Linked DNA regions of Mus musculus: region 1 is linked to region 2. Evidence: chromatin loops called from intact Hi-C (ENCODE). Cell type or tissue: heart. All regions are shown on one strand. Each heading gives the region's core, and the rest is flanking DNA. Links, peaks and the distances in the headings are about the cores only. Region 1 holds the start of Wdfy2 (WD repeat and FYVE domain containing 2). Region 2 has its middle 12 kb from the start of Gm4131.

What was found. Hi-C counts contacts between places; a loop is a spot of excess contacts. Peaks named below come from ENCODE experiments on the same cell type or tissue, not always from the same donor. Only the 100,000 strongest peaks of a DNase experiment are listed, where the experiment ranks them.
Region 1: it touches region 2 in a loop (2.7-fold over the local background); 6 of 42 quality-filtered maps call a loop at or near these places.

The regions. Positions count from the first base shown.
Region 1 is chr14:62,833,559-62,838,932 of GRCm38, reverse strand. It overlaps Wdfy2 (WD repeat and FYVE domain containing 2), which reads right to left and starts at 1,243. Exons shown (of 12, transcript NM_175546.4): 1 at 876-1,243. The coding sequence starts at 1,012. Gm26536 (predicted gene, 26536) reads left to right here and starts at 402. Exons shown (of 2, transcript NR_168886.1): 1 at 402-808; 2 at 913-2,032. Mir8098 (microRNA 8098) reads right to left here and starts at 1,212; the gene lies at 1,076-1,212. In heart, for the core only: CTCF peaks have their summits at 1,428, 1,643 and 2,995 (motif pointing right); DNase peaks (open chromatin) are centred at 462 and 1,462; H3K4me3 peaks cover 2,159 bases; H3K27ac peaks cover 1,857 bases.
Region 2 is chr14:62,490,038-62,495,411 of GRCm38, reverse strand. No RefSeq gene overlaps it. Among named protein-coding and RNA genes, the nearest start is that of Gm4131, 12 kb to the right of the region's middle. In heart, for the core only: a CTCF peak has its summit at 2,746 (motif pointing left); a DNase peak (open chromatin) is centred at 2,741.

The DNA of each region.
Region 1 (5,374 bases), core at 182-5,181, 340 kb before region 2:
TAGGTGCTGAAACGATTTTTTTTTAAGTGAGCACTTTTTGCTTTATCTTTGCAATTTTAAGAGTCACAGAATAACTCTACCTCGGCATGATACTAACTTATAATAAGAAAACCTAACTGCCTGTCTGAAGCTAAGAACCCAGACAGTTACATACCTCTGCCACGCTACAACTGATTTTAAAATGCTTGTAGATATTACCCAAATAGTAATTTCAGATATCTTACCCTATCCCCTATATTCAAGCGGCATTCCTCTGGAAATCAAAAACACAGCGCAAAAGGGGAATCCTGAAGGCAGAACCAGAGCTACTTCTGCTAATTAAGCAATCTTGGAAAGGAAGTAGGCAAAGGGAAGGAACTCAAGCAGTTGTCTGCAAAAGTGATCCCTTGCAACTTCCAGTCACTTCCCCTTGAGCTCCAAGACATAAACTTTTAGGAAAGGAAGGCGCCACACGCAGAAGCCCAAAGTTACTCTCTTCACAATTTAATAAGTCCTTGGGTTCGGTGAAAGATGTCCTGGAGATACACAGATTCGGTGAACCGTATAGAAGAAAGAAAATACGTTCCCTTTCTCGTTTGGGTAACCAAACAATGGACCAACTAGCAGCGCCTCCAAATCATCCCGGTGCATGGAGGGTCCTTTAAGCTAAAACACCTGCAAAGCTGGGCGGCTTCTCCCTCTGCCCTTCCCATCCCCAAAACTGGACCAGGTCTGGTGTCTCCTGCACTGTTAACCCAAGGGCCACTCGGACTCCGCCAGGGACCAGTTGCTGAGGCCAAGGCCACCGCGCTGGGAACTGAACCAGTAGGTGCGGTCTACCCTCCCACCAAGCCAGGGCCGGACCTCCGCGCGGCACGGGGACAAGCAGTCAGTACCTGTCCTCCGAGACGCTGATGACACCCTCTTCTTTAGGTACAATCACCGCCATGTTGACCACCTCCTGCGACCCCTCGACCCGCTGCAGCAGGATCGGCTTGCGGGTCAGTGGCTGGGGCTGGATCTCCGCCGCCATCGGAGGGGGCGCGCCCGGGGAGCAGCCGAACGCGCCGGGGGACTTGGCTGAAGAGAACGCTCAGGCTTGCGCTCAGGATCGGGCTGCGAAGCGGAGCGGGCCTTTGGGAGCCAGCGACCATAGCCCTGCCGCCTGTCCAGGGAATGTGCCCGCTCTGGCTTCCAAAACCAACACCGCCGCCACACTAGCCGCAAGCCGGCGCCACCTAAGAGAGTAGGGGGCGGGGAGCAGGGGGCGGGGCGGGGCGGGGCCCTGTCGCAAGGCGGCCAACCCACTTCCGGAGGATGGGCACTAGCAGCCAATGCGCGTGCGTCAGTCCAGGAGCCACTTCCGCCCCGCCGCCCGTAAGTAACCGAGGCCCGCAGTGCTGTCAGGACGCATGCGCCCCGCAGTCCTTTACTTTCCCTTCCACACCCAAAGCTTTGTCCCCTCCCTCATAAAAAAAAAAATCTGTGAATGCGCGTGCCCAGAGCCCCACCCTCTCCAGACTCTGGGGGCGGGGAAAAGCCTACGTCAGCCGCACCGGAAAAGCGCCTGCAGGAAGGATAGAGGCTAAACTAGTTGGGACGTGAGTGTGCATGCGCGCAGATGACTCACCGCTAAGTTTTAACAATAACACACCGGAGAGGGCGCTGTGCTGTCGGCCGTAGAGAAACGGCTCTTGCCAGCACCGCGTGGACTCTTGGGGGTTGTAGTTTCCTCCATCCTCGACGTCCTTGTTCTAGAAAGCAGTAACGCCCACTTCTCAGCCCAGGAGAGATGTGGGCAAACGAAACTCTGCGCCTTCTGTGGGTTATTGCCCAAGTCAGAGGCAGAAATAGTGTAGTATCTAAGAGGGAGAACTAAAGAGCAAGCCCTGCTGAGCAAGACTTCTCTCGGGGTCACACTGCCACCGGTTTTAGTGAGATATGAGGGTAGAGGAAGAAGAGACTCTCATACAAGCTTCTTTGAGGGAGTTTAGAGATCATGGTATCAATCTTCTCTTTGTATTATGAATAAAGGACTCACACTTGAACCTAAGTCTTTTTGTCCAGTCTTGTTTCCAATCCCTAGCAATTGAACATTTTTGCTTTTCCAGTGACAACGGACAGTTAATAAATACAATCACAATATAATATAGAATGACTGTAATAAGGAGAATAAAATGTTGACTGGGCTATGGGGAAATTGGAACTCCTTTACAATTCAGGTGGGGATGTAAAACAGTCTCTTTTGGGGGGGGGGGAATGTAGTATTGCTTCAAAGGATAAACATTGCTACTGTCAGGTCCAAAAGAAACGGTGGGGTACTAGATATCTGTGATTTCCATTAGCATAGCAAAGCAAGGCGAACCTTGAAAGCAAAATGCTAAATGAAAGGAACTAATCATAGAGGACCGTTTATTTTATGATTCCACTTACGTGAAATAATCAGACTAGTGTTTGTACAGAATTGAGAGAGAAAGGAATAAAGCAGTCAGAAGGCTGTCTTCCGTTCATGTATGTCTGTTCGCCAGGTGTGTGCCTGGATCCCTGGAACTGGAGTTATGGAAAGTTGTGAGCTCTAAGTGGGTGCTGTGAGTCAAATGTAGTTCTGGAAGAGTGTCCAGTTCTCTTAACTGCTAAGTCATCTCTACAGGCCCAAGAGAACTATTTTTTCTTTATTTTATAGTGTGTTTGTGTTTGTGTGTGTGTGTGTGTGTGTGTGTGTGTGTGTGTGTGTGTGTGCCTGAGTGCCAATATGTGTACCGCATGTGTGCGGGAGCCCAGCAAGGTCAGAAGAAGTGGACCCCCTGAAACTGTATTTACAACCTATTGTGAGCTACAATATGGGTGCTTGGATTTAAACCCAGGTCCTCTAACAAGTAATCTTAGTTGCTAAACCATCTTTTATAACCTACTACCAAGGCTATTTTTTTTTAAATAAACGTCTTTTTCTTTTAAAGATTTATTTACTTATTATATGTAAGTACACTGTAGCTATCTTCAGACAGACCAGAAGAGGGCATCCGATCTCACCACAGATAATTGTGAGCCACCATGTGGTTTCTGGGATTTGAACTCAGGACCTTCAGAAGAGCAGTCAGTGCTCTTAACCGCTGAGCCATCTCTCCAGCCCCCAAGGCTATTTTTAATAACTGGATTAAAATGACTTCTTTTAGATCAACTTCTCAGTCTTTGATGGCCAATTATGAAAGGGTGTCTGTCAGACAAAGAAAGCCAGGGTCACAGGAGACTCCACAAACCATTTTAGTAACAAACAGTATGTATTTTTTTTCTGGCACATTCCACAAGCAAAACTGGTAATAAAAGACTGGGTGGGCCGGGCAGTGGTGGCACACACCTTTGATCCCAGCACTTGGGAGGCAGAGGCAGGCGGATTTCTGAGTTCAAGACCAGCCTGGTCTACAGAGTGAGTTCCAGGACAGGGCTACACAAAGAAACTCTGTCTCGAACCCCCTCCCCCCCCCCAAAAAAAAAGACTGGGTGGGGACCTGGGGCCTCGGAGTCATCTGATGAAATGATGAAATACCCAGAAATTCAGCTGCATACAGCATTCTGAGACCCACAGAGGTAGTGGGTCAGTCATAAATAGAAGTTAAGTAATGGCTAGCTGTACACCAACCTAAATTCAAGAAGGAATTTAGGAGCAAGGGCCAAATCTGTGGCAACTGAGGAAAGATACAAAGGGCTGTGGAGGTAAAGGAATTGGTGTTTCACACCAAAGGAATGAGATGGTGCGTGAGGACTTCACAAGGTGCCCTGAAGCAAATTGCTGAAACTGCTTAAGCCCTGTCTTCTCCACCTCTAAGTTATGGGCGGATGATCCTAGTTATAAAATAGTTATAAAAGGAGGAGGAAGAGATGAAGATGTTTTAGAGGAATGTCCCTGTATCTAGTAAAGAACCGTTACACAGAATGAGAGAAAGACAGAAGGAATTGGAAGAAATTAAAGAAAAGAGGGTGGAGGCAACACCTTTCTCTCAAGGCAAAGGAGAGAAATGGATTACTAGTGTGGGGCTTGGGTCAGGCATCAGGGCAGACCACCCTGCTGTGAAAGCCTCAGCTTTTCAAACATCACAAGGCTGGGGATAAGAAATTAAAGGTAACCGTGCCTTTCATTTTGTAAGTCAGCTTAGGATTCAGTTTGAGACTTGAGTTTTCTTACCAGTTCAATTATATATTGCTTACTCGAAGACTTGCTTTCAAACTCTCTACAGTATATGAGCACCATGAGAAAGCATGCTTCTACAGAAGAATACCTTGCATTTCAGTCAAGAACACTAGAAAAACATGCATTCTAAGCCCTGGCCTGTGGCAGTGGATCTTTGTGAGTTCAAAGCCAGCCTGCTCTACAGAGTGATTTATAGGACAGCCAAGGCTATGCAGGGAAACCCTTTTCAAAAAGAAAAAGAAAAAAAAAGGAAGGAAGGAAAAGAAAAGAAAGATGCCTTCTGCCTTTCCCACTCCTTTGAGCAGCTGTGTGAGCTCCCTGAGTAGGAAGGTTTGGTGGAGATTGGAGCAATGTCGCTCCATAGCAGAGTCCTAGCCTAGCATACTGGAAGCCGTGGACTTAACACCTAGTACAGCAACAAACAAAGAAATGGAAACCCGAAGGTCTGATGGGTCTGGAACCTAACTCCTCCAGAATGCCTGGGAATTTCCGAAAATGTAAATTCCTAGACCCTCTCCTTTAAATACTGACTCTGCTTTTTTCGGAGGATGGCTTGAATACTGTAGAGCATGTTTTCAAGTGTTTGTAATGTAGGGAGCGCACCAAGAGTCCAATTTAGAATACTCAATAAAGAGTTCACAGCAAGACTGAAGGCAGTGGGAGGCAGGGCCTCCAGCAGGAGGAGTGACTCTCTTCTTTTTTTTCTCCCTCGGGGAAGGACCATCTCGGCTGCTGGATTTTCCACTGTTAATGCATGCTTGTGTTAGACCAGTATCTTTGTTTATCCTGCACTCCGTTGTTCTGAGACCTGCCATGAAGGTGTTTTCTGTTTTGTTTGCGGGGGGGGGGGGGGGGGGGGATCTTATTGTTTGGGTTTGTTTAGTTTGTTTTACCTTTATTCAATCTCTCTCTCTCTCTCTCTTTCTGTGTGTATGTGAGAGAGTGAGTGAGATAAGTGTGTGGGCAGAGAAGAGTGTCAGATCCTGTGGCTGGCGCTGGATGCACAGGAGGCTGGAGCCATGTGAGTCCTCAGACAGAGCAGTAGACAATCTTCTCCAGCTCCCACTTGGTTGTTGATGTTGAGACCATGTTTCATTACATAGGCCAAGCTGGCCTTGGGCCTCCTGTTTCTTCTTCTCGAGTACTGGGATTACAGGTGCATGCCTCAATGCCTGACTAAACACAATAAGCACAAGGTTCTATACTTTT
Region 2 (5,374 bases), core at 243-5,242:
CCAATCCTTGAGAAATGGAGATTTATTCATGGAGATTAATAAATGGGAATGAGCTTGGTTTGTCTTTACTATAAGATGGCTTTTAAGCCTAATATAGAAGCAAGATGGCTTATCAGACCAAGGGTAAACAATCTAAGAAATCCTGGCTAATGGGTTGTCACTCCTACCAATGACCCATCATTAAATGGATTTTAATCTTATTCTTACAGGTAGTCTGACAGGTTATTAGTAATGTGTGAAATCCCTTTTAGGGGGAAAAGTTCTCCCTTTGGCTGGCACTTCATCCTTCTCCCCCATGAGATTTCTGGGGAAATTCCCTCTTCTTTGGGGCCCATTGATCCAACGTCTGGTAGCCAGATGAGAGACAGTGTCTGAGAACAGCCCCCAAAGGCTCGTATGTCTGAATAACTTTGGCTTCCAGTTGGTGGAGCTATTGGGGAAGGATTAGAAGGTGTGGCCTTGTTGCAGGATGTGTGTCATTGGGTGCAGGCTTTTAGGTTTCAAAAGCCACTCCCACTTCCCTGTCTGCCTCTGCTTTCTGGGGTCTCAGCTCTCAACTGTTCCTGTGCCTTCATTCCACCACCACAGCCTTCTGGAACCATAGGCTCAATAAAACACTTTCCTTAATATGTTGTCTTGGACATGATGTTCTATCACAGCAAGAGAAATGTAACTAGTACTTGTCTCTTTAAAATATAAAATGTCTCTCCATTTCTGGCAGCATGGTTACAATTAGGCTCTGAGGGAAGTGACCAGATTCATGAAAATGAGGGTTTTAATAAGCTCATGGTGGGTACCAGGCCCTGGGGTTCTCTGCTGGGGTTTTGGTGGTGTCAATAGGGTTGGAGTATAATGGACAGATCATTTCTGAAGCTTTGCATTCTCATGGAAGATTCTAGCAGAGAGAGGGCTCAAGAAGGCCCTCCCAGAATTCCTGAGGTCACATCATGAGCCTTAAGTCTGGGCTGTATGAACCATCCATATTTGGCATATAAAGATTCCTCCTACTCTCATCTCTGAACACTGTTAAAGCTCCCCAGGAATAAGGACTAGGTAGTGGTACTCTATTAGTGATAATGATACCACTGATTGCAGACCTCAAAATCGCTCCACATCTAAGGCCTGTGAGGAGACTGTTGAGAAGGAAATGTCCTGATTCGTTCAAGGTTACACAGCTAGCTGCTGAGGAAAATACTTAGGTTGGAAGCGTCACTCACTTCCAAATTCGACTGGGTTCTGCTGGTACCCCATCCTCACTTGAACTAGCGCTGAGATCTTAGACAGTTCCCTACCATTTTGGCTCTTTGTTCCCTCCTGGGTAAAATAATCAGGCCGGACAAGAAGAATACAAGGAATTAGTGAATGCCTGGCACCGTGCAGGCGTTTTACATGTGACATTGTGATACTTATGATTCGTACACATAAGGAAGCAGGAGCGTATGAAAGTCAATCAACAAACAGGCTCCCCAGCTCCCCACACACACCAGTTACAATCAGCCCCAATCCAGATGGGAGGCTCCAAACAAGACACACAGCCTTTCTGTGAGTCAGCTTCCTTCCCATAGCTTCTTGCTACTGCCAGGCATGAATGGGTTAATAAGTGACTCACACCAGTGCTAGTTACTTCCTGACATCACACCTTCCAGACATGACATCATAACTTCTTTGCAGGCCTGTCCCACTTCCAATCCCAAGCAGCGTTAAACGTTGATCAGACATCTGTTCAGTACTGAAGTTTCCATTTATCAAACTAATCGGGCCTGGCACAGGCCTTTGTCAGTCAAATAGAGCTAGAAATGACTTCCTCCATTCCTGGGCAGAAGTCCCTGCTTTGGACCTGTTGGCAGGCTCGCTCTGTGCACAGCACCTTCTATTTTCGAGCATTGTTCTCCCAAAACAGCACCACAGAACTCTTGGTGCAGAAATGTTAACATATGGATGGAGAAATAATGATTTTTAAATTTGTATCTCAATTCTAGAATACTTCAACACCAAGGAAAAAAATTATAATATACTCTTTTGAATCCTTTTATCATCCCAGCTCATCGAAATAGTTTGGGAAGCTAGGGAAAAGCTTAGCATCTGGGGGAACTTGCATGCAACCCTGGGGACCCAAATTCAAAGCCACAGCAGGCAAGATGTCAGGAACTGGGAACTGGCTGGTCAGCCAGCAAAGTCAAAATAGCAAGCTTTAAGTTCAGTAAGAACTCTTGTCTCAAGAGAACAAGGTGGAGAGCAATAGAAGAAAGAATTGTTTGTCCTTCTGTGCCTCATGTATGCACCCAAATGCAAATACCTGTGTACACAACATATACTCCCCAACACACACAACATGAAAACTAGAATTTTATCTGGATGTAATCATTTTTAATGTTATTATTAATAGTAACGACACTTTTTAAGCCAATTAGGTGGTGTCAGCAGGATCAGAGGGAAATGCTTATCTTATTAAGTGTTAAGACAAATATCCTTCAGGCCATTTCATGTAAGACGCTCAAGGCCCACAATTCCTCATTAAAGGGAGACTATAGAAGTGGCACAGTCTCTGTTCTACGGCAGGTGTTTATTAAACGATTCACAACATTTAGATGAGAACGGCAATCTTGTAGGTCCACGCATCCATGCAGAGGTATTTGGGCACGGACATGAAACTAGAATCCATTAATTCAAGCAAGTTTCCTTGCCGTAAGCCGCGCACAGCATCCCCTTGAGGACAGTGGCTGCATTGTTCCTGCTGTCTACTCAGTTCCAGAGCAAAGGTGAGCGTGGGAGAGCTGCCCTCTGGTGACAGACAGGAAACACACATGCAGTATTAAAGGATATCAGCGGCCACTAGGCAAAAGCTCAGTTCTTGTGGTTTTACTGCTTTAACTACATACGAAGAGGACAGACAGATGGAACCAGGAAACTCCCAAGCGAGTCCAGGACCGCGACGAGCAGAGACTATCCCACAGTGAATATTTGTTGGTTGATAGCGGATAAGCCTGAGAACTGTATAGACCTGTACAGACACAGGGTATGACTGGATGCTGGCAGCTAGCGGAGGTGACCAGAGCAGTTATGCATGAGCAGTGGGAATCCTGCTGAGCCTTGACATTTTTCAATATTCTCTTCCCATAACTCCTTAATTCCCCCAGCACTGTAAATGAGCTGTGAGGCTTCTCCCCCTCAGCTCTCTGAGTTATTGTATTGAACTGGCCAGCCATTCTCTGCTTAAAGGCAGTAGAAGGGTTTAAGTATTGAAATATATATGCTTAGCAGGTGCGATCCATGCTGCAGGAAACATACCTCAGCCAGGCGTTTGTACTTAAATGAAGCAGCGGTTTGATGGTTTCCCTAGGCCCCTCGAGAGCAAATAAAGAGCAAGTCTTTCTGTAAGAGGCACCCCGGGAGCTGGGGACTTAAGAGGGAGGCGACATAATTACATGTCGGGGTTACACAGGTGCCTGGCATGTTTGCCAGTCTTGTGATCTTGAGAGACTTGTTGCTTCTGGGCACACCCGTTCCTTACTTGTCATTAATGAGATGGGCACTAGTACCCATGGAGAGATGGTCACTGGTGGGCAGGCTTGTGGCAGACACTCTGAGCATTGGAACAGTCTCCCCAGGTCCCTTTCCCAGGCAAAACTCAGGAGGAAAGTGAGCAGTGTTTACGTGGGTTTTCACTGCATGTTTCTTTGGAGACCTACTAAATGGAAAAGTCATATTGAACCCCTGGAAAGATAAAGGACAACCCCAGATGAAAGCCAGGTGGTTTATTTTGAGGGCACAGAGTCACACCGTAGGAGTTAGGAATCATAGAAATGAGAAGTGTTAGAAAGTTAAAAAAGCAAACGAACAAACAAAAAAACAGAACAAAACAAAAAAACAAACAAACACAAACCTCCCAAAACCTAGATCAAACTGAAGCCCTAACTGGTTCTTGAAGCTCTGTGGGGGACTGTTTCAATTCTCAGGAGACATGAGGAAATGTCTCACCAACCCTGGTGAGTGCCAAGAAGTCAGAAGAGCTCTGAGAATGTCTGCCGTAGTTGTCATAACACCACCAATGACAACCACCTCTCCTCACATCCTGTTTCCAATGCTCGGGCACGTTCTCATTCCAAAACCAGACTCAAACCATGCAAGGCAGCAGGGCCGTGTGGTCAAGGGAGTTCTGGGATAGACTGGATGGTGGGGGACACAGCCTGTGGGCCAGCTGAACATTCACATGGCCAACTGTTCACTCGGCCCACAAGTTTGGAGTACTTTCTTTGTGTCAGGGTGTCCAGAAAAGGCCAGAGAGAACTGGTTAGCCAAGGAGACACGGCCATATGCAGAACAGACCCCTTTCTAAGGCTTGCTGTCTTTCTCTCTTTCCTCCGTAAATAAGCTTTCCTGTGGGGTTGGCGTCACATGAGGTTAAGTGATCAGAATAAAGACCCACGAGGTGCCAGGACCTTGCATCTGCTGGTGATTTATGAAGAAGCGATTAGGAAGCACAAGAGCGAAAGTTTTCAACGAATCTAGGGAGATGCTATGCTACCTGCTTGCTTTGCCAATCTACCTACCTCAGTGTGTATGAATTAAAGATGATACTTTTTTTGTTTTCTAGCTTGGCATGATGGCTCACATTTGTAATCCTAACACTTAGGAAGTGGAAGCAGGATCAAGAGTTCAAGGCCAGCTTGGGCTACATGAGACTTTGGTGTCATCTGTTATTCTACAGCATCGTTTTAACAACTCTTCCATGTTCCATTGTTTAAACGTTGTTCATTTAGCTAATTCTGGTCTGAAAGAACTCTGTGGCCATGACTGTTTTTAGGCAGGAGGTTTAGGAGTAGAAATGGTAGGTCAAAGCCATGGCATAAATTTGGGGATCTTAATAGATGTTTCCAAACTATGTTCACAATTATTCCAATATATTCTATATCTCACAGTGCGTGGGCATGGCTGTGCCTCACCCCCCACTCTTCTTACCTTCACAACATGGAGTCTGATTTTTCTCAAGGTCATGTCCAACCACATCTAAAATTATCTTATTTTTATTTAAATGTCTTCCACAATGTGGAAGCATTCTACAGCTTCCTTGGTAAGTCTGTGGCCTCTGGGCCCTAGACCTGCCTACTTGAATCCCCAGGACAGTTTTTGGCCTTTCTAACAAATAAAAGAAGACAAACATTCCCCTGTGGGTGGAGCTGGTTCTAGTGTGGCACACCTGTCCATTTCTTGTAGCTCTGGATTCAGAGCTGAGCTTTGTCACATGGTGGGAGTGGATGCCAGGCTCGCATGCCTACCATTGTCTGTTCCAATGCCCCACTCTCTTGACAGCCTTGTATCTGGTGATTTCTCATGAAGGAACAACTTCTGAAACTTTCTTGATAGTGATAATCCT